Linked DNA regions of Mus musculus: regions 1, 2, 3, 4 and 5 are each linked to region 6. A link is a loop called in an ENCODE intact Hi-C map of the cell type or tissue named here. Cell type or tissue: gastrocnemius. All regions are shown on one strand. Region 1 has its middle 51 kb from the start of Tfap2a. Region 2 overlaps Sycp2l (synaptonemal complex protein 2-like). Region 3 has its middle 22 kb from the start of Mir5124a. Region 4 has its middle 15 kb from the start of Mak. Region 5 overlaps Sycp2l (synaptonemal complex protein 2-like). Region 6 overlaps Gm32063 (a long non-coding RNA gene).

Region 1 (5,000 bases), 450 kb before region 6:
TCATAGGTATGTCCTGCAGTTCTGGACTGTAGTTCATTGCAGAATCTGGTTGACAACTGAGAATAGTCAACATGGGGTCTATCCCTGACTTATGGATTTAAGATACCACCGCGCATATATTAAGATGGCTTCTATTAAAAACATCTAAAACAGAGAACAATAAGGAGGAAACAGGTGGATCTGAGAGCTCCCTGGCTGGCCTGCCTTGTTGAAACAGTGAGCTTCAGGTTCAGTGGATGCATTAGCTACTTTTCTGTTGCTGAAATAAACACTGTGAGAGGCCACCTTACAGAAGCATTCGTTTATTTTGAGCTCATGTCTGTCTTAGTTCGGGTTTCCCTGCTGTGAACAGACACCATAACAAAGGCAAGTCTTGTAAGGACAACATTTAAGTGGGGCTGGCTTACAGGTTCAGAGGTTCAGTCCAGTATCAACAAGACAGGAGCATGGCAGCATCCAGGTAGGCATAGTCCAAGAGGAGCTGATAATTCTACATCTTCACCCAAAGGAAGCTAGGAGCAGTTTATCCAGGCTGCTAGGAGGAGGGTCTCAAAGCCCACCCACAAAGTGACACACTTCTTCCAAGGCCACACCTACTCCAACAAGGCCACGCCTCCTAATAGTGCCACTCCCTGTATCAAGCTCATTCACCACATTCAAATCACCACATTCTACTTCCTGGCCCCTAAAACCTTGTTCAAACACGTGAGTCTACAGGGGCCATACCTAAACATAGCATAATACTAAATACATTTAGTCCAACTTCAAAATTGAAATCAGGTATCAGAGGAAACAAACTAGAAATGGCACAAAGCTTTGAACTCTCGATGCCCAACCGCAGTAATACACTTCCTCCAGCAAAACCACACCTCCTAAGCCTCCCCAAACAGTACCAGCAACTGGGGACCAGGTATTCAAACACTGGAGACTATGAGGGACATCTCAATCAAACTGCCACAGTGAAAGGTCCAGTTTGAAGGCAGTATGGCAAAGAATGGCAGATGACAATAGGATCTCTGTTGAAGTCTCTTCATACACACTTGCATACGCGCACACACACACACACACACACACACACACACACACACACACACACATACTGTCACATGTGTAGGCTTAGTTTTTTTAAAAACCTAGTTTTAATAAGGGTTTTTAAAAGTTTTAGTATCCCTATTAGTCCACCACCCACCAGAGGAAAGGAAACGTTAATAAAGCGAAGGAGGATGTGGACCTGTTTAGAAATATATTTTAGATCAAATCCAATCTGTGTTGTCAGGATATCAGTTGTTTAGTTCACATGAATCAGTAGTGGCAGCCCAATCTATTTGTAAATACCGTTTATGAACCAGCAACGGCAGGCTGATCCAGAAGAAATTGCAAGGCTTGCCGGAACACCACCAGAAGTTTTTCAGTATGTTTCCCTCTATGAAGTCACAACAAATGATAACTAACAAAGAATGATAAGGCATACCAATAGCACCCAGCATCATCAGCTCAAGACCAGCATCAGCAAAGCCCAACGATGACCAACAAAGAATGGCAAGGTGTACCAATGCCACCCAGCATCGTCCACTGTCTGTTGGGCTATGTTTATATCCTTTCCAAACATCACGTGTTCTCTCAAGCATCCACTCTAGGAAAATATCACGTGCCGTTTTTCCAGGCTGCCCCCAGAAAAACACCATGTGTCTGTTCTTAGTAAAACATCTTCCCATGTGTGTGCTTCAGCAAAAACACCCTCTCGTAAGACAGTCTTCAGAATAGCATCACCTGACACAACTGAGTCTCTAAAGAAACCAGAAATTGCCACTTCACACACCCACACACACACTCACATGCTTTCCAAACATACATGCACAAGTAAATATATAAAGAAATGAACTCACAGAGCCATAATTGAAATCAAATGGAATACTAGCTGCCAGGAGCTGTGAGGGCAGGAAGGAGAGGTCAATGGGGACAAATTTTCGGCTCTGTCACATGAAGAGGTCTGTAGCAGTTACACAACCGTGTGAATGAACTTAACCATCACAGACCTGTACACCTAACACTAATTATGATGAAGACATTTCTGTTGTGTGTATTTTGCCATCACTTTCCCCACACGGATCTCTTTCACACTCCAAGTGTGCACAGCATTGTCCAGGCAATGTTAACTTTCCTGAGTCTGTCCTTAATGCATTCTGAAATGATTTTTGTCTTTGGGATTTTTCTTTCTGCTGTAGGATCCCACTGTGAGGTCTGTCTCCAGATCCAGCTCTCTGGCCCCTCCCTACCTTCCTAATGCTGTGATGAAAAGTCACCACACCCAGCTAGTCCGAGATATCTGACTGGTGGGGATATCTCTCAGATCACCTCTCACACTGTCCACCACCACAGCAGTACCCATGCTAGGTCACCAACGAGCCTTCCAGTAGCAGCGTCTGGGTTGCTCACATGGAATCCGGTGCTTTGCGTGCAGATGGAATGACTCACTGTGAAGGAGTTGAGCTTGGGCTCTAGCTGTAGGGCTTGCTGATTCTGACATATGCAAAGTCCACATTGTATCGGGGCATGAGATGGACCCCTATAGGTCTCCAGTGGGGGCCCACCCACAGTAACAAGGCATTGTCCTGGAGTGTGACTAGGCCTTCCTTCAGAAACAAGCAGCCAGGGTCTTCCTCTGATGTTTCTAAAGTATAGTTCTTAATGGGGTTCTGAAATGACTGCCCAACTGGTCAAACCCAAGTACTCAAATCCTTGTAATTCATAATTTAAGCAGCAGATGGCACCATATCACTGCTCTTTCTGCCTTTCTCGCTCCCTCCCTCCCCTTCCTCTTCTTCCTCCTCCCCTCTCCTCTTTCCCTCTCCCCACTTTCTCTTGCTCCCCTTCTCCCCTTTACCCCTTTACCCACTCCCTTTTTTTCCCATGAACCCACCTCCCCCCGCCCCACCCACACGTTATAAAGATCACTACCTATGCAATCCTGTGACATTAGGAGGAAATCTTTCACAAATGACATCTACTAAGGAAAAAAAAAAAAGAGCTGTTTTTGCAAAACAAAAGCATTAAGCAGTAATTGTCAAAACCAAACCTGTGCTTTTCCATTTAGACTGAGTAAGTTACCCAGTTGTGGGGAAAATATCTGAAGAGTTTGACAATGTCCTAACAGGCAGAAGGCTCTTCAGTTCAAGGCCAGACCCAGTCTTGAATCCTAGACATGTTATTGTCATATACAATATTTATGCTCAAAAACCCTACAATTGAGTTACAAGGTATGTGTCCTGGAGTGGGGGGGGGGGTCTCATAATGTTTAAGTGAGTTTATAATTTTGTGTTGGGTGACATTCCTGGGGTCTGTCTATCTTCAACAAATATTTGATGATAGTTTTACCTTTGCAAGTGAATGTATGAAAACACTTGCCAATTGTCCCTTCACAGGGAAAGAGGAGAGCCCTAAATAAAATAGAGTCCTGCCAAGATTCTTCGGTGGCCAGTTAACTAGCACCTTTGAGCGTACTTATTAAACAGTGAGGAAGAGATGCCTGGGTCCTTGTCCCCAAGGCTCCTGCATACATTTGTAGGATACATTTTTCGAACCAGGAATCCCAAAAGCACAGATATCCTCTCTCTCTCTCTCTCTCTCTCTCTCTCTCTGTCTGTCTCTCCCGCTCTCTCCCTCTCTCTTTCTCCCTCCTTCCCACCCTCTCCCTCTTACTTATTTTGATTTTATGCACATGAGTTTTACCTACATGTCTGTGTACCATCTGTATGCAGTTGCCATCAGAGACCAGGAAAGAGAACCATGGCTCTCAACATCCCTAATGCTTTAATACAGTTCCTCATGTTGTGGTATTCCCCAACCATAAAATTATTTTTATTGCAACGTCATAACTGTAATTTTGCCACTGTTAATGGGTAGTATAAATATCTGAAATTCAGATGGTCTTAGGAAACCCCGTGAAAGGGTCATTTGACACCCCCACCATGCCCCCACTGAACCAAGGGGTTGAGACCCACAAGTTGAGAGCTCCTTCCCTTGAACTATAGTTTCAGATGGTGGTAAGCTGCCATGTGGGTGGAAGGAATTGAATCCCCGCCCTCTGGAAGAGCAACCAGCTGAGCCATCTCTCCACCCCAGTGTAGACAACCCTTCAAGTGGATTGACCAGACAAGTACAGAAAGTATGAAGTATAAGGATAGACACTGCCACACTGCTCCAGTGCCCTCTCCAAAGCTGTTCACAGCACATGAGCACCGTGCCTCTCTAATGTCAGGCAGAGTAAGTACAACACTTTATAATCTTAACTTTACTTCCGAAATAGTCACCTTGATGTCATTTTGTTCTCACTTTGCCCATCACAGTGATGTGTCTACATTAGTTTATAAGTCTTGTTGCTTTAGTCAGCCACCCACTCCTATCTCTTGCTTACCTTTCCATTGGATTAGCGTCTGTGTTTAGAGCCATGTTAGTGGTTTTATCGTTTTCATTGCCTTGTCCAGCACACCTTGGTCCTGGAAACCTAACTGGGGCACTACTGGAATGAAGAAAAGACACACACAGAGAGACACAAACACACAGAGGCACACATACATGCACACAGATACATCAAAAAACCTAAGAACCTTAGACAGTTCACTATATACACACAGAGGGAGGGGCTAGCTCCTCTCCATGGAAAGACTCAATGGGGAACTGTCTCAGGCTGTAAATGTCTGGGAAGAGGAAGCTGCTATTGAAGTTATCTGTGTGCTCAGTCAACATCTACCTTGGACCAGGAGAAGGCTTTGCCAAATCCCTGAACTTGACCTGGGGAAGCCTTTGATAGTTCCCACATGCCTCAGGGTTCCTGTCAATAACATATAAGCACTCAGGACCACATTGACTCCCCCAAGTGACTTATAAATAACTGTCTTATTATCACATCTAGTCTTCATGTTACAAACATTTGATACCAGTCCCTAAGATTAGAGACTGTGCCTTTCATTGTTCAGAAAGTTCTGAGCTAAGCCCTCTTC
Region 2 (5,000 bases), 100 kb before region 6:
TAAGGCAGGTAGGCGAGGGCAGACTAGGCTGGTGGGTAGTGGAACCTAGGCTAAGCCTGGTAGATCGTGGGAAAGGCATGGATGAGAAGGTCAGGGCTACTCGCCAAGTTTGACTCTGGAAGTTTGGGTATGAAGGTGGTTGATGGAAGCAGGTCAAATGGTCCTACGTGGAGGGAGATGTGGGTAGGGTGGGTCCCAGTGGGAGCATAGAGTTGGCTGCACAGCAGTAGGCATCAGTGGGGCTGGGAATGTGAGACCCCGTAGAAGCCTAGAGTTTGGTTGCCATGGGACCCTAACTAGATACGGTGAGTTTCATGGAAAGTTTGAGGTGATGGGGAAATTTGCCAGGGTAGACCTTGGAGGAAGATGTGGATGTCTGGCATTTTCAATGTGGCCTCTGTAGCTAGAACTCAGGTACTCAAGCTTGCTAGCTATGCTCTTTAGTGCTTAAGCTATCTCCCCCAATCTATTAGACTTCTTTATTCTTTAAAAGGAGAGATTTTTGCCAACTGTGGTGATGTAACGCCCCACCAACCCAGTCACTCAGGCAGAGACAAGGCCAGCTTGGGCTTAAATAGTGAAATGGTCTCAAAACAGTAAGGAATATGGATGCAACCCGAATGAAGCTCCTGATACTCCCCCCGCCCCCCCCAACCCCAGCCAGCCAAACGGTCAAGTGATTTTCAGACATTAAGAAAAAATAAACAGCGTGTGTTTTAGTATTTGGTCAGCACACCAGAATGGATGGATACACACTAGAGAAGATTACAGTGTAGCAGTGATGTAAACTATAAGAGGTTGCTTTCATCATGTCTCTAAACTAAGCCTATTTAGTTGAAAATTGCATCAAGTTTGTCATAGGGGAGGCACAGAACAGAACCAAAGGTCTCAGCTTCATCAGGTGTCAAGTTGGATGTAAAATGTGTACCCCATGGGCTGGTGATTGGTGAAAAGAGAACAATTAGAAATGGCTCATGCCTGTAGAGTGGAGGCAGGAGGATTGCTATGAATTCAAGGTTAGCCTGATCAGTAAGACTTTGATTTGGAAAAAGAAAAAAAAAAAAAAAGAAAGAAAGAAAAGAAAAAAAGAAAAAGGAAAAAGAAAAATCTCTCTACTAAAAGTCCAAGAAAACCCTAAAAACCACAAATTTCAGAAATAGATCATTCAATGGACCCTCATATTTTAGGAAGTTAAATTCACTTCATGAAAGGGAAGGTAGAACCTCAAAAATACAGAAATTTCTAGCTTTTAAAGAAATGCATATCAGGCTAGCCAGTGGTGCACACGCCTTTAATCTCTGCACTGGAGGCAGCGGCAGGCAGATCTTTGAATCCGAGGCCAACCTGGTCTATAAAATGAGTTCTAGGACAGCCAGGGCTACACAGAGAAACCCTGTCTTGAAAAACAAACAAACAAACAAACAAACAAACAAAAATGCATATGGGCTCTATGGTTAAGAGCACAGGCTGTTCTTTTAGAGGACTTGGGTTCAATTTCTGGTACCCACATGGTGGTTCAGAGTGTTTGTAACTTTAGTTCGAGGTATCGACACCCTGACATAGACATACATACAGGAAAAACAACAGTGCATATAAAATTATTTTTAAAAAACATTTAAAATGCTTATCGGTCATTAATGTGCAAACTTAAAGAAAATTTCCGTTAAAAGGCATTACACATTGTGGAGATTCTGATACTGATTTCTAAAATATATTTGATGAGGGTTTACCTCTGGCTGCTCATCTCAGTAAAACGTAATTTATGTCAATATTTCAGGAAAGAATTGGCAAGGACGATCTTGACTGTGGGCGGTAAGTATTTAGAATTTTAAATGCATAGAATATTGGGCAGTAGGAGATGTGTGATGATGCTGGAAGTGTGAGGAATAAGTTATGTCCTGTTTGATGTTAGGAAATTACATTTTTTTTAACTGCCAAGAGATTCTGGCCTGCTGAAAATCCTAATAGCCAACAGACACATATTGGCCAGCTTTGTCACATTTTAATATATTGGCACATGTGCTTCATCTAAAATTCTTTTAAGTATAAAAGACGTCAGATTCATGAATAAAGCCCTCTATGTCTATATCCCTACTTCCTGCCTTTGACTCAGAGACCTTTTTATTCCCGAACATAATCTTTATACTTTTAATCCTCATATTAACTCCATGATTTATTTTTATAGATTTTAAAAACAGTAGTCTGTGACTACAACCTCGTCAGTCCATCTGATTACACCCTGTTTTTGCCTTTACAGTTATTTGAGGTTTGGGCTGTGGCTGTAGAGTGCTTGCTTAACATGCACAAATCCCTGGGTTTGAGCCCTAACGCCCCTAAACCTGGTGTGGGGATGTGAGTCCATTCTCCCGGCACTTGGAAGATGGAGGGAGGAGAATCAGGAGTTCATGGTTATTCTTGGCTGTAGAGTGAATTTGAGTCTATCCTGAGCTACAATAAGACACTGCTTTTTATATATCATAACTTTAATGAGATTTTATTTTTTTGTTGTCAAAATATTTTTAAGGCTATTTGATTTGAATTTTTACTGTGCCTTACATATAAAATCTAAAAATATATGTTAGATCTATATTATACATATATTTTTTTCACAGTACTAACTAAGGATTGATCTCAGCACCTTGTATGTAGTAGGCAAACATTCTACTAACAAAACAATATTCACAACCCTTGGAAGTAGTATCTTAAAGATGCTATCTATGAAACCTATTCAGATTTCCCCCCTGGCAATCCTCAAGTAGACTTTGGATGGCCATAATGGCTCTGAATGTGTCTTGTTGCATTAGCTCTAGACCAAATTCTGACTTTAAACATACCTTGTTTTCTGTTGCTCTGCACCCAGAATTCACCCAGGTCTTCTGTGTTTTGAATCTCTAGACTATAGCCAGCAGGTGGCGCTCTCTGAGGCACTGTGTCGAATGTCTGTGGGAAGGCAGAGGAATGACCTTGCCATGCAGTGGTTTGAGAATACCGCCCTGGCTGAAGCTTTCAAAAAAATTAAGAATCGGGAATTTGAGACGGTGAGAATTCTGGTCATCGGTTCAGTCAGCATTTACTGAGGATCCTTTCAGACTCTCCTGGGTTTTTGGCACAGGAGATTTAATTTTCTTAAAGATGAAAAGATTTTTTTAAGTTCGTTCGTTCTCTCTCTCTCTCTCTCTCTCTCTCTCTCTCTCTCTCTCTCTCTCTCTCTCTCTGTGTGTGTGTGTGTGTGTGTGTGTGTGTAAGAATATGTGTGTGAGTGCGGGTTTGTTGGGTATTCTGCATTCCCGGGATGTGGAGTTGGCAGTTGTGAGCTGCCAGACACAGGTGCGGGGAACCACACTAGGGCTATCTGTAAAAGCAGTTTATGTCCCTAACTGCTGAGCCATCTCTCTGGCCCCTCGCTGTTTAAAATACCAGATTGCAATCCTTAACGTTTGTTTTACCCTCATCAGTGACAGCACATAAGCAAAATACTTGTGTGACACGTGAGGAGATACAGCCAGGGCTCTTCAGAGCGAATCAATCCAGGAGGCAAACTGTGTATTTGATGGGTTCAGGCAAGGAAAACATTGAGGAGCAGGCAGAGATTTTGAACGGCCCCCGAAGAGTAGGGATGCAATTGAAGAATAAAGAGAATTACAGCCATGAAGGGGGACTTTGTGGCCATGGTAGACGGCTGGCATTGGTAATTGCACTCGAGTGGTGAGACTGTAGAGTGACCTTGCTGTGTGCCATCCAGCTGCCACCGTGTGAAGTTGCAGAGATTTTCAGTGGTTGGTAGGTAGGTTGTTTTTTTACAATAAGCTCTCTATGATTGTTCTCAAAGGGCACAAGACTAGCTCTTGGCTTTGTTGTGTATCTGCCTCCCTCCTGCAATTGCTAATGCATTTCCTTTATTTTTTTCCAAAGACTCTGAAGTCAGCATTAGAGTCTCAGGAAAAGGTGAAATTCATATTGCTGTGCTCATTTTAATGAAGCCTTCTAATCAACACCGTTGTGTAATCAGGATTATCACATGATTTACATTGTACTAAATATGAACCTTTATATTGTGAGTCTTAGACTCTAGGACTATCATATGTTCTAAGATGAAAAGTCATGATTCCAGGGACTTTTTGGACTTGAGTTTTACCTCAACTTAGAATCCAACTTAGGTGATGGTTGCATAAACTTAGATAAAGTCATGAACTGGTGAAGTCTTATGATCTCATCTGCAAAGTGTGAATAAATCCTACCTTAAAATGAGTAGTTTCTTGGGTAGGGTAACCATTGCTGTTACAAAACACCATGAACAAAAGCGTCTTGGGCAAGAAAGGGAGGGTTTGTTTGGCTTTTATGTTCTAAATTATAACCCATTGATGGAAGCCAAGGCAGGAATCCAAACTAGGCAGGAACCTGGAGGCAGAAGGTGACACAGAGACCATGGAGGGATGCTGCTTACTGGCTTGCCCCTCATGGCTCACTCTGCAGATCTTCTTATAGCGCCTAGTTCCACCCAAAATGGGGTGGGTCCTCCCACATCAATAACTAATTAAGAAAATGCGTGTAGGCTTGCCTATAAAATATATAGGGGGCATGTGGGAAAATGCATATGGAGCTTCTTAAGAGGGAACTGAGCCTGGGAGCAAATTGTGAATTTGATGGCTTTTATAGAGGCAATTTTCCCAATTGAGGTTCCCTCACCTAAGATGACTCCAGCTTATGTCAACTTCACATAAAACTAGCTAGCACGCTGGGTGGTGGTGGCACATGCCTTTAATTCCAGCACTTGGGAGGCAGAGGCAGATGGATTTCTGAGTTCGAGGCCAGCCTGGTCTACAAAGTGAGTTCCAGGACAGCCAGGGCTACACAGAGAAACCCTGTCTCGAAAAACCAAAAAAAAAAAAAAAAAAAAAAACTAGCTAGCACAAGGGAGATTGGGTGGGGGGGAGGGAGGGAGAGGGAGAGAGTGAGAGACAGACAGACAGACAGACACCAGAGCACCTGGGATGTCATGG
Region 3 (5,000 bases), 400 kb before region 6:
TTCTAGGTTAACCTCAACCATGTAGCGAAGTTAAAGCCAGCCTGAGATACAGGATGACTTCCAGTCTCAAACAGAAACCAAAAACCCTTTGACGTTGGTGATTCAGAGAGGAAGGTCTCGGGTTCTGGACCTCGGAGATTAGAAAAGGACTTAGGGCGGATTTTTCCTTTGACAGGACGTGATTAAAAACTGGCCTTGCATTCCAGCTAACTTGACAGAAGTGCAAGGACACGCTAACTACGAAATAACAGACAGATGGAGGGCCTGACAGACAGAACCTAAGATTCTGAGTCTTGTGCTTGGAAATAAGGTGGACTAACTCTGGAGTCTATAAAAAGAAATCTGTTTACCTGAGATAATGAAGGGACGTAGAGGGCCCACATAAATGTGACTTATTATGTAACCAGCTGCCCTCTAAAGGGTGTCTGAATCCACCTACTCACCCAGGCTCCAGAATCAGTCTTTGAACCTATTTACCAAATCCTGATAAGATCAGCCCACATTGAGTGTTATCAACTCTGTGTTTCAAAGTACAAATATGTTACAGGTCTCTGAAAAGCACACATGTTACCTTTTGGCTAAGGCTGATGTCTGGGAATAGAGAGTGCAGAGAAAAGCAGATCTTGTGACTCTCGGACAGCCACATGGCTGTTGAATCTGTTCCTTAGTTTAGTGACTCTCACTCACTGTTGAATGTGTTGCTGGTTGCATGCTAGTCAGAGCTAGGCACGCCTGTAGGATTTCACCTTCTGTGCGACAAATAAAAGAGAAGGAATTTGTTCCAGTGGCTGCTCTCAGAAGTTCCTCTATGCGCCCAGACAGTATTGTCTTTCCCTATAAAATATTGTGACAGAGAAGACACCCCCAAGTCTGTTCTTATTTCTGTCCGTGGGATGGACTTTTGGATAACATTCGGCTTCTCTGAACAATGGGAGAGTGAACATTTCAACATTGGTGTTCAAATAGCATGAAAACAAGGTCATTTTTATTCGAGCGTGTCTAGGACACTGAGGTGTGGGTGTATGTTATATTTGTTTGTTTGTTTGTTTGTTTGTTTTCTCCCTTCTTCCTTTCTGCAGTGTGGGAGCTGGAATCCAGAGCCTTGACTTGCTAGGCAAGAACACAGCCCCTGAGCTATGTGCCTAGCCAAGGCTTTTGCTGCATCTCCACAGGAAATAGCCTGACTGATGGTCCCTGACCCCGAGGGAACCATCTGTCCATCATTTTCTCTCCTGGATGCTCAGCCCTCCCTGCCAGTACTTGGCAAAGACTCCCCACTGGCAGCCAAACTTGGGATCTGGCTTGCTTTTCTTTCTCCTGTGTTTTCTTTTTCTTTCTTTCTTTCTTTCTTTTTGTTTGTTTGTTAGTTTGTTTATCAAGACAGTGTTTCTCTATATAGGCTTGGTTATTCTAGAACTTGCTCCAGGCTGGCCTTGAACTCATGGAGATCTACCAGCCTATGCCAGTTTCTTCTTTTTCTCCTCTTCTACTTCTTTCCTTTCCTTCTTCTTCTTCTCCTCGTCCTCCTTCTATTTATTTATTCATTCATTTATTTATTTATTCATTCATTCATTCATTCATTCATTCATTTGTTTATTTAATGTATATGAGTACATTATAACTATCTTCAGACACACCAGAAGAGGGCATCAGATCCCACTACAGATGGTTGTGAGCCACCATGACCTCTGGAAGAGCAGTCAGTGCTCTTAACTGTTGAGCCATCTCTCCAGCCCTCTTTCTTCTTCTCCTCTTCTTCCTCCTCCTTTTCCTCCTCCTTCTTTTTCTTCTTCTGGTACGTGTTGCCCTTCTTAGATAATAACTTAGTTAACCACCACTTGCCTTATGAAAGCGCTCAGGCAGCATTTTGGATAGCTTTGCTGGAGGGCAGAGCTGACTACACCAGTCAGGTGGGGGATTGGACACCCCAAAAGGTCACATGGAGACACTTCTTTTAAGTCTTCCAAAGCTTGCTCTCTTCCCACTGCTCACAGTGATTGGGAATAAAATGCTAAGACAATATGTGTTAGGGTCCAGGAGTCTTCCTACAAACCAAACAAACACCCATCACAGTCAGGGATGGGTTATTGAACACACAACCTAAGACTGACCCATCAGAATTCGGGGGCTGGCTGGGCAGTAGTGGAGCACGCCTTTAATCCCAGCACTTGGGAGGCAGAGGCAAGCAGATCTCTGAGTTCGAGGCCAGCCTGATCTACAGAGTGAGTGCCAGGACAGCCAGGGCTATAAAGAGAAACCCTGTCTCAAAAACGCACACACACATACACACACACACACACACACACACACACACACACACACACAAACAAAAAACAAAACAAAAAACAAAAAAAAAAAGAGGAAAGAAGGATTGGGGCTCAGCCATAGAATGTTTGTGTAGCACATGAAAGCCTTGGGCTCTAAATCTGTATTGCAAAGGAACACACTGAGCTATTCTGTATATGGCCACTAGAGGGCAGCACGACATCATGACAAGTTCTGGGTCACATGGGGGTTGGGGGGCGGTCCACCAGGATATTTGAGTTCTATTATTTTTCCAACCAATTAAAAGTATTAAATCATTCTAAGGTTTAAAAGCTGTGTAAAAATATTCATCAATCCAGGCTGGGCCCCCAGCCTTAATTGTTGCCCCTAGTTGTCTTAGTTAGGGTTTCTATTGCTGGGATTGCTGTGAGGTAGTCGGCAGAAAAACTTGCTCAGACCCAGTTCAGCCAATAAAAAGTCTTAGCGGCCTGTGACTACACTGAGTGTTTGGGATCCCAGTGTGGCAGTGAGCTCTCTCGGGGTGAGCTTTTAAGCACAAATACCATATTCTGGGTTCCCATATTTCAATTAACAAGAATAATTAGCCAGAAGTGGAAGTGCAGAAGCTAAAAGACAAAGTTGGTACATTTTGAGATGAGTGGCCATATCCCAGAAGTATATGGACATTGATAGATTAGGCCAATGGTTTTGTTTGGCAGGTAAGGCTGTGTATGCGCTGCGTTTACAGCCTAAATGATACTTCCATCATGGAGTCAGTTGTGCTAAGTCCTGGGCCCTGTTACATGATGACCAAAAAGAACTTGGGTTGGGAAGCGTTTATTTCAGCTTACACCTCTCAGGTCACAGTCTGTCACTGAGGGAAGTTAGAATAGGAACTCAAAGCAGGAACCTAAAGGCTAACTTCCCTCAGTGTTCCTCCCGGCTTCCTCATTCTACTCTGACCACCTATCTACCCAGAGTAGGTGCTCACCCACAGTGAGCTAGGCACCCCTACAGTAGTCATTAACCAAGAAGATGTACCACAGGCCAATCTTGGAGGGGCATTTCCCCCAACTGTAGTTTTCTCTCAAATGAGTCTAGATATGTCAAGACGACAAGCAAAAAGAACTAACCAGGACATCTGATATAGAGTAAGAGAGAGGCTCAGCCTAACTCACCCCTTTGTGTCTCCCATAAGCAAGATGCTAAAAACACAGTGATCAACAGACAGATTCAGTGTTCCGGGAGCTTATTAAAGCAAACACAGAGTTATAGCGAAGACGGGATCCCATTAGGTGGAAGGGCTTCCAGCCTAGACTTGGGGACGCAGGAAAGAGTCATCAGGGATCCCGTGTCACTCCAGGATCTACAAAGTAAGAAGGACCTCTTTAAGACAGAGGAGGGAGTATTTCAGCTTGGAGGCCTGTGGAATCAGATAAGTCGAATTTCCTTGCTGGGAGAGGTGGTATGTCTTCATAGTCCCCTCTACCATGGTGGATAAATGAGAAGGTCCAGGAGTTTTAAGCCAGCCTGACCAGTACAATGAGATACCATCCCAAAAAGCAAGGAAAGTCTAGTATGGCATATTTCTATATTCTAAGCACTGGGGAAACTGAGGCATGAGAGTCAGGAATTCAAGGCCAGCTTTAGGAATGTATTGAGTTTAAGGCCAGCATCTGCTATATGACAAAACTGTCTCAAACAAACAAACAAAAAGAAAGGAACGAAATAGACAGTGGTAGTAACAGACACCATTAATCCCAGCATTGGGAAAAAGAGGCAGCTGGATCTTTGAGTTGGAGGCAAACCTGATCTACTGAGTTCTAGGATAGCTGGGGCTACACAGAAAAACTCTCTCTTGGGGGGAGGGAGGGAGGAGGAGATAAGGAAAAAGAGATGACAGGCAGAAGGAAGGAGAGAGGGAAGGAACATTCAGGTTTAATACTCCACGGTATCATTCGCCCATTGTTAGACAACAGACCAGTTGGTTTGCTTTTGAGTTTCAACTTCCCAGTCTACAAAATGGGTATGCAGTCAACACCTCGATGGCTGTCAGTGAGACAACAGAAACAAACTTGCTACAGAATATTGGTCACCGTGGAATAAGGCATGATAGGTCAAACCAAGTAGATTATTATATCTCCAAGAAAGGGAAAGAACAGAGTGGACTACTCTAAGTCTCAAAATTTAATAAGGAAAAAAATTTTAATATGGAATTTTATATGATGACAGATGTAAGGTTATAATTGTTATAGCAAACTGTATATTCATTTGAATTTTATTTAAGGTATATATGCATATACAACTCATTTAAAAATGTAATGTAAAGTCCTACTCTCTTGAAAGCTACCATCATAAACTGTTAAGGGTAATTAAAGTTAGTTAGTTAGTTAGTTAGTTAGTTAGTTAGTAATCAGTCAACTTATATTAGATATCTACCCAGCTGAGACCTAAGCTTTGAAACATTGAATGGTCTCTGTGTCTTTATTTTTGGCTGGCGAGTCACGAAGGTCACTTTGGTGTTTGCTTTCTAAGTGGGAAGCGTGCTCACAGATTATATTAGTCTCACCCCACCTAAGCTGTCTACCCTGAGTTGGCAGCTGAGTCTGATTCTCATGGTCTTCACGCAGCACTGACTTCGAGGGAAGTGTCCCCCTGTTCTCTGTCAGTGAGATCATTGTCTCGGGCATCTCTCCAATGTCCTTACTCCCTTCCCTGTGAGATAAGAACCACAG
Region 4 (5,000 bases), 150 kb before region 6:
CTGTCATCCAGAGTTTGAACATTAATTCTATCAAGCAGTTACTTTGTGTGTAAAACACTGCAGCAATGTACTAAAGACAGCCATGCTTAGCTGCATGCCGTAACAACTTATTCCTAAAGCCAAGATTTCTTTACACGTCCATCTATCCTTAGGTTACATCCCACAGAAAATGTGCTGTAGCAGTCTGTTTTCAAAAGTGACTTCCATTTTGTTTTGACTTATATACTTGAGGCTAGGTACATTTGTTTCAATTTGTATTCAGTTTTAGTGCTTCAAGCCCATGCATGTGGCTGAACAAACAGGACAGAATGTTTGGAACGAAATTCTACAGGAAGAACACCAGCAAGCTTCGGTATGGGGAGACTTAGAACCCCAGAAGTGTTAATTCTCCTAAGCTGATCCAGAGCCAGCAGATCCCCATGGAACCCCGGAAGGGGATTCCCCAACAATTTAATAAACCAAATCTTATTGATAACCAGATCTGGTTAGTATGCTTCTGTAATCCCAGAACTCTGGAGGCTGACCCAGGAGGGTCTTGAGTTCAGGGCTAGCCTGGGCTACATAGTGAGTTCAAGGACAGCTTGAAGTATAAAGTGAGATCCTGCAGAATACCAGCGGGGGAGGGTTAAGAAGGAGAAGTTGGTGACTATGATCAATGCACACATGGATGTCATCGTCAAAGTGCAAACGAACAATAAAGTCAACCACCAGCTTAATAAACAGCCCACTTTGAATACTTAAATGAAAGGCCTGAGAAGGGCTAAGATGCTCCAGGAAGAAAGAAAGAAAGAAAGAAAGAAAGAAAGAAAGAAAGAAAGAAAGAAAGAAAGAAAGAAAGAAAGAAAGAAAGAAAGAAAGGAAGGAAGGAAGGAAGGAAGGAAGAAATGAACCATCATCACGTGATCTGCAATAACCCATTGAACTTGTCTTCCTCTCAGTACAATGATCTTTAATTACATCCTTAATTACAGTTGCCAGGGAGACCAAGATAGTAAGAGCTCAAGGTAAAAGACTGCCTGGAACTCACTCTGAAGCCACTACAGTCTACACCCCACCCTCTTATGGCTTTTGATTTTGAGACACGTATGATGTTGGTTGCCACAAAGCTGGCAACCACCCAGTGCAGACATGAAAATGCTCATCCACGGACACATCTTTGAAGTATAATATGGAATGGGTTGGAAAGCTTTTTAATTTTTATTTTTAGAATGGACTGGATGTAGCCCAGGCTAGCCTTGAACTCACAGTATAGAAGGCTGAACTGCCGCTGATCTTCCGGCCCCTGAGAACCCAGTTTGGAAAGGGGAAGTGCTAATTTCCACTAAGTCTTTCTGAGGTGCACTTTATGGGCACATCGCCCATTGCCTTTGGTAGTACAGCTGTGAGAATAGGTGATGGAGCAACTGTTTAGCCATGGCACTGAGGAAGCAGAAAGGGAGGGACTGGGAGGGGGAGGGGACAGAGGGAGAGACAGACAGACAGAAGCAGAAACAGAGAGAGAGAGAGAGAGCAAGCAAGTGCTAACTTCCTTTCACAACACTTTTCCTTCTAAAGTTTCCACTGCCTCCCACTAGTGACACACACTGGGTTCTGAATCTGTGCAGGCGCGTGCGTGTGCGTGTGCGCGTGCGCGCGTGTACACACACACACACACACACACACACGGCCACACCTGGCATTTGATGTGGATTCTAAGGATTCCTGGAGCTTTAACTGCAAGCGCCCTCTCCCTGAGCTGTCGCCTCAGCAAAGGCCCAAACCTTTGAGAAACGCCGAAGACCCAAACTAGTACTTGATCGCAATTTTTCTAATGGACTACTCACTCCAAACTCGCACCATCTTATCTAGGGGAGAATGTTCATCCCAATTACAACTACGTAGAATACCAAGGTTATTGTTTTTCCCTTTAATTTTTGTTTAAGCTACATATTCTTGCCACAGTTGGAAGATGTCAGTTTTAAGAAAACTGAGCAGTCTTATTTACATGCTATATCATAAATAGCCACAAGGTGACACTGTTCAACAATCTCCCCTCTCTCCCTCCATCCCTCCCTCCCTCCCTTTCTTCCTTTCTTTTTAAATTTGTTTCTCTTTCTTTCATCTTTCCTTTTATCTGTCTTTCTATCTATTTTTCTTTCTTTGGGAAAGTTATACAAATTCATTTGTGGAGTTTTGCTGTTTTTAATTTCTGTTTTGATTTACTGAATACTTCATATATGAGTATACTATGTTACATATCTCTCCTTCCTCAAATTACTGTCTTGTTCTCCCCAAAACCTCTCTTGAATTTATGATATCATTTTCTATAATTATTCTTGTTATATATATTTTGATATAGTGTCTCACTCTGTAACTCAGGCTGGGCTGGAGCTCACCGAACAGTCCAGGATGGCCTCAAATCACAGCGATCTATCTGCCTTAGCTTCCAGAGTGCTAGGATTACAGGTGTGAGCCACCATGCCTGGTTAGGTATTTGATTTTGTTCCTTCTTTAATTGAAAATGGATTTCTTCTTTCACATAATATCCCCTGATTACAGTCCCTTCTTCCCAGTTCCTCCCCACTTCCTTCCATCGGGATCCACTTCCTTTCTGTCTCTCACTAGTAAACAAACAGGGCTCTAAGGGATAATAATAAAACAAGGTAAAATAAAATCAAACACAGTAAGATAAACTAAACACTAACACATTGGAATTGGACAAAACAAAGAAACACGAGGAAAAGAACCTGAGAAGCCACAAAAATCTGAAAACCACTCAGGAATCCCACAAAACCACTAACCCGGAAGCCATAATGTTTATGCAGAGGACCTGGTGCAGACCGGTGCAGGCCCTGTGCGAGCTGCATCAGTCTCTGTGCGTTCACGTGAGCTTTGCTTGGATGATTTAGACGGTCTTGTTTTCTAGGTGTCCTCCATGCCCTCTGACTTTTTAGACTCTCTCTCTGCCTCCTCTTCTGCAGGATTCCCAGAGACCTGGAAAAGAGAGATTTTGTGAAGACATCCTGTTTAGGGGAAAGGGTTCCGAGGTCTCTCACTCTATGCATATTGTCTGGCTGTGGGTCTCCGTCTACTGCAGGAGGGAGCTTCTCTGATGACGGCTGAGCAAGGCACTGATCTGAGCATGGCAGAATGTCATCAGAAGTCATTTTATTGACGTTTCCTTTTAATAGATCAGTAGTATTCTGGTTACCCTAAGTCCCTGTGCTATCAAGTCTAAGTTCTTGGCAACCCAAGCAGTGTCCAGTATGGGTTTCATCCAGTGGAGTGGTCCTTAAGTCAAACCAGAGCTTGTGGTTACTCCCACAAACATTGAACCACTATGGCACTAGTCTGTCTTGCAGCCATGTCCTCACCAGCATGAGCCGTCACATGTGTGACTGACCTGAGGCATTTTGACAGGGGTAAGGTGAAATCTCACAGTGCTTTTCATTTGCATCTCCCTGATGGCTAAGGATGTTGAACATTTCTGTAAGGGTTTCTTGGCCCTTTGAGTTTCTTCTTTTGAGAATTCTGTTTAGATATGAGCTCCCTTTTTTTAAATGGGTCATTTGGTTCTTTGATGTCTAGTTTCTTGAGTTCTTTGTATTTCCTTGGATATTAGTCCTTTATCAAATGGGTAGTAGGTCAAACTCTTTTCCCACTCTGTAGGCTGTCGCTTTGTCCTATTGACAATATACCCTGTCACACGGAAGCTTTTTAGTTTCATGAGGTCCCATTCATTATTTGTTGACCTTAGTGACTGTGCTAACGATGCTCTGTTCAGAAACTCTTGGACGGTGCCACTGAGTCCCAGGCTATTCCCCACTTTCTCTTCTATCAGGTTCAGAGTATCTGGTTTCACGTTGAAGTCTTTGATCCATTTGGGGTTGCGTTTTGTACAGGGTGGTAAGTATGAATCTACTTGGATTCTTCTACGTGCAGACATCTAGTTTGACCAGCACAATTTGTTTAAGATGCTTCTGTATAAAAAAATCAGGTGTCCTTAGGTGTATGCATTTATGTCTGGGTCTTTAGTTTCATTCCATTGATCAACATGTCTGTCTTTGAGCTAATAACATGCTGTTTTATTTATTATTATAGCTCTACATTAAATCTTGGAATTGGGGATTTTCAGCAGTCCTCTTATTATTCAGGACTGTTTTAGACATCCATTATGTGTATGTGTGTGTGTGTGTGTGTTTCCAACCTCTTTTGATTGGTCAGTCAGTGATTATTTATTCCTTGTGGTTTCTAGAGTGTGGTTAGCCTCTTTAGGCTAGAGTTTTCTTGCTACCGCCTTTCTGAAGGCCTGGATTTGTCGATAGGTATTAAATTTGTTTTTTTTTTTTGTTGTTGTTGTTGTTTTTAAATCATGGAATGTCTTATACTTTCATGTTTTATGATTGAAAGTTTTGCTGGGTCTAGAAGTCTGAGATGGTATCTGTGGTCTCTTAGAGTAGTCCAACTGTCTGGGCCCTGCTGGCTATTGGAGTCTCCATTGAAAAGTCAAGTGTAACTCTGCATTTATATGTTACTTAGTCACTTTCCCTTGCAGCTTTTAACCTTCTTTCTTTGTCCTGTACGTTTAGTGTTTTAATTCTTACGTGAGGAGGAGATTATTAATTATTCTTTTCTAGTCCTGTCTATGTGGTGCTCTGTATGCTTCTTGTACCTTGATGGTCGTCTCCTTTTTTGGGTTATGACAATTTCTTCTATGATTTTTTTTTTGAAAATATTTTCTGTGCCTTTGACCTGGACCTCATCTTCCTATTACATTTCTATTATTCTTTAATTTGGTCTTTTCATAGTGTCCCAGATTTCCTGGATGTTTTGTGCCAGGAGTTTTTGGATTTAGCATCTTCTCTGGCTAAGGAACCCATTTCTTCTATTGAGTTTTCAGTGGCTGAGATGATCTCTTCCGTTTCCTATATTCTTTTGGTGAAGCTTGCCTCTGAGGTTCCTGTTGAATTTTCTCTCAGTTTGGGTTTTCTTTACTGGTTCTATTTTCATTTTCAGGTCTT
Region 5 (5,000 bases), 92 kb before region 6:
CCCACTTGACCCCACTTCTTCCTATACATGCACAGGGGTGCGTTTTCATCACAGACAATAGGCAAGGCAGAGATTTGTGGTAAAAGGACATCCAACAACAGTCAAAGAGACTGAATGGAAAGGCCAGAGGAAGGGAAGGAGCAAGGTGCAGGAGAGAGTCTTGGCTGGCTCCTTTCGTTTGTTTTGAGTTCTATTTTAAGCATCTTATAGATGATAAGGTGTTCTACAGATCTACTAGTTCTCAAGGTCCTACAAGGAGGATGAGAGAGGAGGGCGTATGGACAACTTAGGAAGAAGGCTTTTCTGTAATGTCACTTGACAAAATGGCCCCATGTGTGCTCAGTTGGCCTTTACTTACGAGGATCATTGAATCAGCACATTCCCACATCCCCAAACTGAATGAGATGTCTTTGGTGTGGAGGACTGGAGTCTACACCAGAGGAAGCCACAACTCCTGGAGTAGGAAGCTCCTGTAAGAAAAGGGTGGGGATTGGAGACTCCTTAGTGGGCACTCACTGCAGACTCACATTGAGAGAGCCACATGCCAGGGAAGTGTAAATGTAAAGTCACTCCAGGCCTTAGAGCAACTTAAACTGGAAGAATCTGGATGCCAGGTTTTTTTTTCTTTTCTTTTCTCTTTTCTCTTTTTTCTTTCTTTTCTTCTCTTTCTTCTTTCTTTCTTTCTTTCTTCCCCTTTCCCCCTCCCCTTCATCCTCTCCTCCCCTCCTCCTCCCCTCCCTTTCTCGTCCTCTTCTCCTCCCCTTCTCCTTCCCTCTCTCCTTGCCTCCCCCTTGCCTCCTCCCCATCTCCCTTCCCTCCCCTCCCTCTTCCTCCATCCTCCTCCTTCCCCCCTCTTCCTCCATATTTTGTTATAGGTCATCAACAGGCTAGGTCACTGATAAAGAAACAGAGTCTATTTAGCTCTGGAGGCTGGAGTCTCCTTTGACCTTGTCCTGACATCTGGCCAGCTGTAGCTGCCTGTGGCCACACTAACTGGGTTTCTGAGTGGGAGGCCAGAGCTGTATGGAAGGAAACAGAGAGAGAAATAATGGAGGCCAAGACATGTTTCTGTTCAAGGCCCCCAAGTTTACTAAGAGTCTGTGCTTATAAAGGGAGGAGGCCCAATCCCCGCCAATTCATTCTTGGTGCCTGTTGCCAGCCTATAGGTGGATCTGCTGGATGCTGTCTGCTGGATGCTGTCTCTGGAATATCTCCCCGGCCTCTCAGCAGTAAGCAGTGTCTTGGAGAAGAGCAGGGGCAGGTGACAAAACAATAGAGCCATCTAAGTTGGAAAGTTCCACCCCAGGTGGTCTCATTCTCAGTGGCAGCAAGGTCAAAGCCAGCCTACTCAAGGCTAGGGGAGGCTACACCCAGCCTCTGAATGCCTCGACTCAGAAGCAGTCTTACAGCACCTCCCCGCACCAAAAAAAAAAAAAAAACACCCCAGCTCTCACAGCTACTGAACTGTGGGTATGGTTTCTAAGATGCAAAGATTGAAGAGTGCATTCACGCCATGACAGTTGACAAAAGACCACGGGAGAGTGGCTGAACAAACAGAGCTGATTCTAGAAGGTGGTAGTTGGGGGAGGGGGTAACATGCAAAAGAATGTAGCAGATACACAGCTCCTCTAATCAACTCGCTGTGGGGTCAGTTTTAGAACTGTTTTTTTGTTTTGTTTTGTTTTAAAGGCCCCCTCATTTCAGACTTCTGTTTTGGTAAAACTCTTCTCTGGCCTTGAAAAAGAAGATGGTGAGATTCCTGGTCGCTGTGAAAGAGAAGCAGGTATGCAGGGATGTGGCAGAATTCTGACTCTAACTTCTCTGTAGAAGCATGGGGATGCCTTGGAAGAAGTCTTTCACACCCTGAGCTGGTCACCTAATAGCATCCTATGAAGACCTGATCATAACCTTGAAGCTCCTTCTCATTCTGCCGATGTCCCTCTTTGGGACATCTGGAAGCGGCCAAGAAGAACAGAGGCTGGGGGTTGTCAGGAGATGCAATTCGTCAATGCCCATCCCTACTGGAACAAGGCAGCTTCTCTTGAATTTCAATTTCAAGTGCTTAGCTTTGGATTTGAGAGTCGAGGCACAACCTCACTACCAGCTCTTACCACTAGGTGGCGGTGTACTAGAGCCATGTTTGCTTGGAGAGTAAGGACACAATGCCCGCTTGGCTCATGGAGGTTACTGGGTTTTGTTCCTTTCTTACTGAATATAGAGGATGCGGAAGAATCCACACTCCTGCCAGAGCTCGTGGATGCTGAAGCTGACCGATGCTTAATAACTCGCTGCTTTAATGTCCAGACGGTGCCTGGTGTGAGTAAAGGGAGCCTGGAGGTTGGTATTGAAGGAAGATAAAATATTGTAACTTGTAAGTTGTTTAGGAGCCCACTGCCCTGGCCTGAGACTGAGAACAAAGCAGAACAGCCCCCAGGCATGCCAGGGCAGGATTGTTGTTAAGGCATTCCTAAGAACATCTTGACTGTAAAGATAAAAAGGTATGCAAGGACCAGCAGGGCTATATTATCTAAGTCAACACCATCTGGCCAGAACCTCCCCTCTGTCTATTGCCCCTTGGTGCCGGGTAAAGTCATACATCAACTGGTTGCTATGTGAACAAAGATAAGCCCCCAGCCCACAGGAACAAAGTCCTAATGCCCTGTGTTCTTTCTGTTAATGTTTGAATAAGCCAATAGTGTGTTGCTATGCTGGATTCCACACCCCTAAGCCCCTTACCCCATAAAAACCCCTGGCTTTCGAGCCTCGTGGCTGACATCCGTTATCTCCTGTGTGGGATACATGTTGGTCCGGAGCTCCGTAATTAAACGTCCTCATGTAATTATATCAAGATGGTAGTCAGTTCATGATTCTTGGGTGCACGCCGAATCGGGAGTTGAGTGGGGGTTTCCCCACTAGGTTCTATCAGTATTTGTGGCCTTCAGGATAGACAAGCACACATCTCCTCTCCTGAATGCTAGCCCAGTTTTCTCTTCCACGGCTGTGGGCCAATAATCTGTCGTCTTCAGATTGAGTTCATGTCCCAAGTTGATGTATTCTCTCTGTTCACTGAACATGTCTCTCCCACGAAATGCCTGTCTAGACTGCTCTCCGTCGTGTTCCCTCATTTGGTATCTGGAGGAAGATATCTGCAAATTAATGTAGGGATGGAGCCTGAGGGTCAGATGTGGTTTCTCTCTCTTGCTGGGGAACATGTGGATACATTGACTAATACTGCTGCTCTCAGGGCTTTGTGTCAATCAGTGGAGGTGGCTTAGGGTTTCTATTGCTGTCAAGAACTCCTATGGGCAAAGCAGCTTGCGGAGGAAAAGGTCTATTTATGATTACTCTTTTATACCACTGTTTGCCACTGAAGGAAGTCACGACAGGAACTAACGCAGGGCAGGAACCTGGAGCCAGGAGCTGATGCAGAGGCCATGGAAAGGCACTGCTTACTAGCTTGCTCAGAATGCTTTCATATAGAACCTAGGACCATCAGCCCAGGGGTGGCCCCATCCAGCATGGACTGGGCCCTCCCCCAACAATCACTAATTAAGAGAACGCACAACAGACTTGCCTACAGTCTAATCTTATGGGAGGCATTTTTCTCAATTGAGGTTCCCTCTTCCCTGATGACTCTAGCTTATGTTGAGTTGACATAAAACTATCCAGCTCACCGGGTGACACATAGCTCTTAGGTCTGGCTTTCTTAGGATTTTGAAAAGGGCGCTCAGTTATCAACTGGCTGGGGTGAGAAGGGCTGGCATGTTATTTCACAGCAGGATGGCGGTGGGTAATGACGATGCTGGCAAAAAGGGTTTGGGATGTTCTCACTATAAAGCAATAATAAAGTGCCAAACATGTGTTTGGCTTGACTTATCAGACTTTTCACAATACAGACATGAAGCAAAGTCCGACATGTTACATCATCCATGTGCACTTTAATATGCACGTTTAAAAATTAAACAATATGAGAGCCTCTGTGTGGCTTAGACATTCCATTTCTTGTTTCCTTATGTGAACGCACGGAGTCGGGCTTTTACATCTAACAGTCGGAGCTGAGTCTTTCAGATAAGTTGTCACCTTTTGATGTCACCATTTAGGAATCTTGGGAAGTTGAACCATGGTCCCTAGTGCTGATGTTCCTGGAAACATTCTCATAGCACTTCCTATGGAACTGATACATACCATGGCCATCTTTGATCACGACAAGTCCTTGCTTGTGATTTGGAAGTGAAAGTTTTGGAACAACAGAGTCATTGGGACATAACAAGTTGTGTGTGGTTGTGTTTCAGAGGCAGAGTGGTTCTCAAAAACTGGACGCTGAGGCTTCCCTGTTACCATAGTAACAACAACAACAACTACTACTACTACTTCTTCTTCCTCCTCCTCCTCTTCCTCCTCCTCCTCTTCTCTTCTCTTCTCTTCTCATCTCTCTCTCTCTCTTTTTTTTTTTTCAGATAACAAATACAGAAGAACGTTCACTTGAAAACTCAAAACAAGATGAACCAGAACAAGGTGCAGTGAGTTTCTCTACCATCTCTGAATGGTCCAGTTAAATGTTTGCCCAAGGTGCTTATCATTACTTTATTTTTAACTAGTTACTTCAGAATATGATTATCCTTTGGATATGCAAGAACCATCAATTCAAAACCAGGCTTCTGACTTAAATAATATAAAGTAAGTGACTTTCCTTTTTAACATATTTTTTTAATTGGCATAGTAACTGCACACATTGATACTTCCAAGGTCTCAGCCGACAGCAGAATGCATTGTACGTCATCAAGACGGCCAGTCTCAGAAATGCTGTCTGTATGTCACGTTCATGACAGAATGGAAGCGACAGTAGTCTCACAATCACTTGGTAGCTTCTTATAGGGTCCCTACCCTCTGGTCCATTTCTTCCAATCTTCTGTATTTTTCAAGATGTCTGTTAGCATAGGTCCACAAAGAGAATGTGCACAGATGTTTACAGCAGCTTCGTTTAAGAAAACCATCAAATG
Region 6 (5,000 bases):
TTGCCAGTTCTGTCTTGGCAGGAGAGTCTAGGTTCCTGGGATGACCGGTCGGAGCCTCTCTGATTACAGCGATGATAGTTGCTCTGGGTGGGCAGGGAGTGTACAGCAGGATGCCGTAGCCCGTGCTTAGCCGCAGCCCCATCGGAGAGTCCTCTCAGTCTGCTATGGTAGAGATCAGATTTTCTTTTCCAGACCTTGGGAGAAAGCGCTTTCACCTCCTCACCACAGACACTCTCGACTGTGGACTCAGGACACTAAGCCAGAAAGGTGACGATTTCCTTCTTGAACCCGGCCTGCATCAGCAGCTCAGACCCAGGGCTCCGGGTCCTTTGCTCTATGTCCAGTGCTCTTTTTGCTCCCTCACACACTTAGCGATGGCAGTGTTCTTAGTATACTCAAAGAGCTTTGTAATGAATTAGAGCAGCCATTCCCAACCTTCCTAGTGCTGCGGTCCTTTAATACAGTTTCTTAAGTTGTGGCGAACCATCCCCCCCACCCCCAACCATAACATTATTCTTGCTGCTGCTGTTATGAATCGTAATGAAACATTTGATCTGCAGTACATCTGATATGTGATTCCCGAGAAAGGGCCATCATATTCCAAGGGATCGGGACCCACAGCGTGAGAAGCCCTGAACTAGAGATCCGCCTAAACTGAGAAACAACCTAGCACCTATCCCAGCCCATCAATGTTGTATATGGCAACAGATTCAAAAGCCCAGACTAAAACATACTCACCATCCATGTTACCAGCTCTCACCATGGGGCAGCAATGTGGATTTAGTAAGCATAGCCCACGGGCACTCATTTTGAAGACACTAGGAGAACTTCAAAGCCAGGTTTGTTCTTCTGCCTCTGGTGACATTTTTAAAATTTCAGCACTGTTTTTTTTTTTAATTGATTCTTTGTGAATTTCATATCATGCACCTCAGTCCTGCACATCTCCTGTCCCCTCCCTCCCTCCAACCTCCACCCTTCCCCAACAAAGAAAAATAAGTCCCCACTATGGAAGCTGTAGTGTGCCATCGTGTGTCCTTTTGTCCACACTTCTTTGCTTGCAAGTGCTCATTGCATTGACTTTGTTGGTCTGGTACGAGTCAGGCCTCTGGCTTCTGCTATGCTAACGATGCTAGAACCTTACTGAGACTCCTCTAGGGTAGACTGTTGTCACCCCGTGTGTCATGGAGACCCTGTAGTTTTGGATCTGCAGGACTGGCTTCTTCACGTACTCCAGCAGTTCATTGATGGGATAGACGTGGGGTGGGCTAACTCAAAGCCCTGGATCTGGGCCTGAGAGGTGTCTGAGCTGCTCAGCCCACCAGCTCTCCAGTTCTTGTGGCCTTTGGATTGGCTCGCCAGCAACCCCCTCTCCCAGGGCTAGCTCTCCTGGCTGACCAGGTGAGGTACAAGGCTGGCTTTCCCCTACTGATGACAGGGGGCGGGGCGGGGGCGGAACATCTCTCCCTTGCCCATGTCACTGCACAGCAGATGAGTGTCAGGGCCAGCTCTCTCATGCTCTGACCCTCAGGGCCAGCTTGCCTGAGCCCCGGCCACCAGGCTCAACGCTACTGTTTCTCATTAGTGCATAGTAGGTGGTAGTTTTGAGTGTGATCCTCCAGGTGCCTCTGGGTCTCCTCCCAGAAGCACAGTAACATGGCCATTCTGAAGATCTGAAGTATGAGTGGCTATGCAATTTGCTTAAGACACCTGGAGGGGTATAGCTCTGTCAGTAGAGTGCTTAGCTAACATATCTGAAGCCCTGGGTTTGACCTTCAATACCACACAAACCAGCACGGTGGGACATGCTGTAATCCCAGCACATGGGAGGTGAATTCAAAGCTCAAGACCATCCCTCTACTACATAGCAAGCTCTGGGCTAGCCTTGGGTAAATGAGATTCCCATCTCAAAAAGAAAAGAACGTGTGTAAGGGCAGTCAGGGAAGTGGGAGAAGACTCAGTAGATAAAAGGGGAGTATCTGAGTCGTTCTCCAGTACTCACGTAAAAGAGACAGATAAATATAAAACAAACAAACAAACAAACAAACAAACCTTAGTTCGATGACCTTCTATGCCTTTCAAGGTCGGTCCTTATATTTGCTTTAGGAACCTGACAAGACTGACTAGCCATCTCTAGCATTCAGATAGGTGGAACTTCATTGTGCTGAAGTTATGTTTGAGCACCCTCTGCTGGACAAATCAGGTAAGTACAGGATTTTTTTTTTTTTTTTTGGTCTTGTGCCTTTTAAATTCATGCTCCGAAGAAGAGAAGATTTTTATCTCGAATCTACACTAAAAGAAGTCTCCTCTTTAAACAGATGCTCTATGACTACCAACAATGTACCAGTGGTATTCGTCTCTTGCAGATCTGGAAGAAAATGAAATTTAGGTACATACAGTCACGAACAGATACCTAGATGACACATTTAAAACCCTCAAACACAGTGGAGATGAGACCAGCATAATATTAAGCTCTTCTCCCTCACAAACACCTGTGCTACCCACACTCACAGGCAAAAAAAATATACACAACTGCCAGACTGCAATGCCTCCCAATTTATTGGCCAAATCTAGATTCTGCTAGCCCTGTATATTCACTCAGAAAGCCAGGCTTCAGACACACCATGAGTGATGAGAAATCCATTTCATCAGCAGAGGCATCTTGCCTATCTTCAGGAAGCCTACAGACTTCCAGGGAAGCAGGGGGGAAATCAAGACGTGTCTGACTATGAGCTGGGGTAAGGGAAGCCTCCGTGTGAAGATGTGACCTAGTTAGGACAGCTGCCGGAAAGCAGGACTGGCAAGCTTGGTGGTTTGTACACCGGGCCTTGGGAGACTTGGGACACAAACACGAGGTCTTCTGAGGATGTTTGTGAGTTGCTGGGTTACACAAAAAGATTCTAGCTCAACAAGCAAAGAAGCGAAGGGGAGGGAAGGGGAGGAAAGGGAGGAGAAGAAAGGAAGTGGGAAGAGAAAATGGGGCCAAGAAAAGCCCCAAACATCCCATAAGCACCCAGAACAGTGTCCCCACCGCGAACCAACCGGGAACCAAAGTGTTCACACCAGATGAGCTCGTGGAAGGGCTTTTTGCCAATTGTTCATGGGTCCCCAGTGATGATGGAATATTGCGACTTACGTTTCAACCGTTTAAAAATTTACTGTTATTATTTATGCATTTCAGTGTTTTGTCTGTTACACGCTCTGTAACTCCAGTTGCAGAAAATGTAAAACTTTTCTGCCCCCTCCCCCTCCGGCAACCGGGCACAGACATTTACGGGAGGCTGTGGCTACTTTAGGAGGTAGAGCCTAAATGGAGAAACTGGGTTGTTGGGACAATAGACATTGAGGTTTACAGCCCAACCCCACTGCCTGCCCCTCTCTCCCTTTTCCACCAAGATGTGAGCGAGCAGTCTCCTTCCTGCTGCTGCAGCTGCAAGCTGCTCCTGCCGCCCATGCCTTCTCTACTGCCATGCCTTCCCTACCACAAGGGCCAGAACTCTCACACTGAAAGCCAGAATAAATCCTTCCTCTCTTCGGTTGGTTGTTGTCAGGTAATTGGTCCCAACCATGGTAAAGCTTAGTGGAAAAGAAAAAAAAGGTAAAAATCTATTGTAGACTGAGTGCCCTGAATCAGAAAACACACAGTCCAGCTGCTCTGAAATCTAAGCATCATCGTGACACTACAAAGAGAAAACTCCATATCTGACCACACATGAGAATCTACTGATGAATACAACCATGGGTTTACTAAAAAAAGGTGTATAAAATGATCTTCAAGCTGCTCGTATAAGATAGGTATGAAGTGTAAATTGAATTTTGGGTCTGACCCCCTAACATATTTTCCTGCGTGAATACAAATTCCCTCAAGTCCAAATAACCCCACACTTGGGCGTTTCAGATAGGGGATACCCAATCTGTAAGCCGTTTACTGCCATAGAGAAGCTATGATGCAAGCAGAGCCTACTAACAACTTGGCCAAAACACTTCTAATAACAGAACTTCACATGGGTTTCCATGAGGTCAGAATGGAAGTAGGAGGATACATTGTTTGACGTCATGGTATCTGTCCAATTAAGGTCTGTGTGAGCCTTCCATCACCATAACAAAACACAGAACAGAATCAGCTTTTTAAGGGGGCTTATTTTGGATTATGGTTGCATAGGAAGATATATAGATAGGATCTCCATGCCAATATTTTTAATGGGTGCTGTCTCTATTGCTCTGGGCAGGAGAAGGCAGCAGCTGGCATCAATGGTGTGGTGAGGAGAGAATCAAGTTTCCTTCTCCAGTTCAAACAGACGAAAGTGAAGCGACATAGGCTCAAGGACAGGGTCACTGGGCTAGCGCCACACCATGGAGCCAAACCCCGAGCCTTCTAAATTGTGAGCTGGGCATGGTGGTTCACCCCAGGAATCGCAGCACTGAGGGATGAAGGCGAGAGAGTCACTGTGGGTGTGACATCAGTCTGGCCTGAAGTCTGAGACTGTTTTTTTAAAAAGAAAACATTTTTTTATGTCATATATTTAATTATATAAAGATTCTGTTGTTTTGTTGTTGTTGTTGTTAAAATTCAGCCAGGAAATTTCCATCTGTCTGGTGTTAATTGGTTGTTTTTCAGCACTAATTGGGAAATGATATATTTTTATTGTTTTATAAATAGAGTAAAACCCCTCAGAAACTGCTGGGGAAATTTAAACAAGGAAAGCAATTCTATGTCCTTGCTTGACACCAGTTTGTCCCAGAGGTGACACAACTGTGTAGTTTTTGAAAACACTGGGCATTTATATATATATGAGACAAAACCCCACTGTATAGCCCTGGCTAACTCGAAACTCACTATGTAAATCAGGCTGGGCTTTGACACACAGAGCTCTGCCTTTGCCTACTCAGTGTTGGGATTTAACACCCACACCACCATAGCCAGCCTTCTCTCCAAGGGGCAAATTTCTTTCTGAAGCAACTTCCTCATTTATTAACAGTATTGCTTCCAGACCCCGTGTGTG

What was found. Peaks named below come from ENCODE experiments on the same cell type or tissue, not always from the same donor. Only the 100,000 strongest peaks of a DNase experiment are listed, where the experiment ranks them.
Region 1: it touches region 6 in a loop (10-fold over the local background); 17 of 42 quality-filtered maps call a loop at or near these places.
Region 2: a loop joins it to region 6, with 12 times the contacts of the local background. A loop is called at or near these places in 31 of 42 quality-filtered maps.
Region 3: a loop joins it to region 6, with 6 times the contacts of the local background. A loop is called at or near these places in 33 of 42 quality-filtered maps.
Region 4: it touches region 6 in a loop (4-fold over the local background); 34 of 42 quality-filtered maps call a loop at or near these places.
Region 5: it touches region 6 in a loop (9-fold over the local background); 31 of 42 quality-filtered maps call a loop at or near these places.

What each region holds. Positions count from the first base shown.
Region 1 is chr13:40,781,809-40,786,808 of GRCm38, forward strand. No RefSeq gene overlaps it. Among named protein-coding and RNA genes, the nearest start is that of Tfap2a, 51 kb to the left of the region's middle. In gastrocnemius, a CTCF peak has its summit at 2,756 (motif pointing right); no DNase peak of the experiment used is centred here.
Region 2 is chr13:41,132,177-41,137,176 of GRCm38, forward strand. It overlaps Sycp2l (synaptonemal complex protein 2-like), which reads left to right. Exons shown (of 29, transcript NM_001324525.1): 8 at 1,778-1,812; 9 at 2,896-3,038. Among named protein-coding and RNA genes, the nearest start is that of Sycp2l, 20 kb to the left of the region's middle. In gastrocnemius, a CTCF peak has its summit at 2,916 (motif pointing right); a DNase peak (open chromatin) is centred at 2,921.
Region 3 is chr13:40,841,146-40,846,145 of GRCm38, forward strand. No RefSeq gene overlaps it. Among named protein-coding and RNA genes, the nearest start is that of Mir5124a, 22 kb to the right of the region's middle. In gastrocnemius, a CTCF peak has its summit at 2,461 (motif pointing right); DNase peaks (open chromatin) are centred at 1,227 and 2,474; H3K4me3 peaks cover 392 bases; H3K27ac peaks cover 372 bases.
Region 4 is chr13:41,083,338-41,088,337 of GRCm38, forward strand. No RefSeq gene overlaps it. Among named protein-coding and RNA genes, the nearest start is that of Mak, 15 kb to the left of the region's middle. In gastrocnemius, a CTCF peak has its summit at 2,000 (motif pointing right); no DNase peak of the experiment used is centred here.
Region 5 is chr13:41,144,337-41,149,336 of GRCm38, forward strand. Sycp2l (synaptonemal complex protein 2-like) reads left to right here. Exons shown (of 29, transcript NM_001324525.1): 15 at 1,690-1,783; 16 at 2,219-2,337; 17 at 4,458-4,515; 18 at 4,599-4,677. Among named protein-coding and RNA genes, the nearest start is that of Sycp2l, 32 kb to the left of the region's middle. In gastrocnemius, a CTCF peak has its summit at 2,115 (motif pointing right); a DNase peak (open chromatin) is centred at 2,125.
Region 6 is chr13:41,236,778-41,241,777 of GRCm38, forward strand. Gm32063 (a long non-coding RNA gene) reads left to right here. Exons shown (of 6, transcript XR_003950654.1): 1 at 1-267; 2 at 754-1,398; 3 at 2,081-2,200; 4 at 2,316-2,386; 5 at 3,394-3,548; 6 at 4,227-5,000. Among named protein-coding and RNA genes, the nearest start is that of Gm32063, 3.2 kb to the left of the region's middle. In gastrocnemius, a CTCF peak has its summit at 2,179 (motif pointing left); no DNase peak of the experiment used is centred here; H3K4me3 peaks cover 439 bases; H3K27ac peaks cover 272 bases.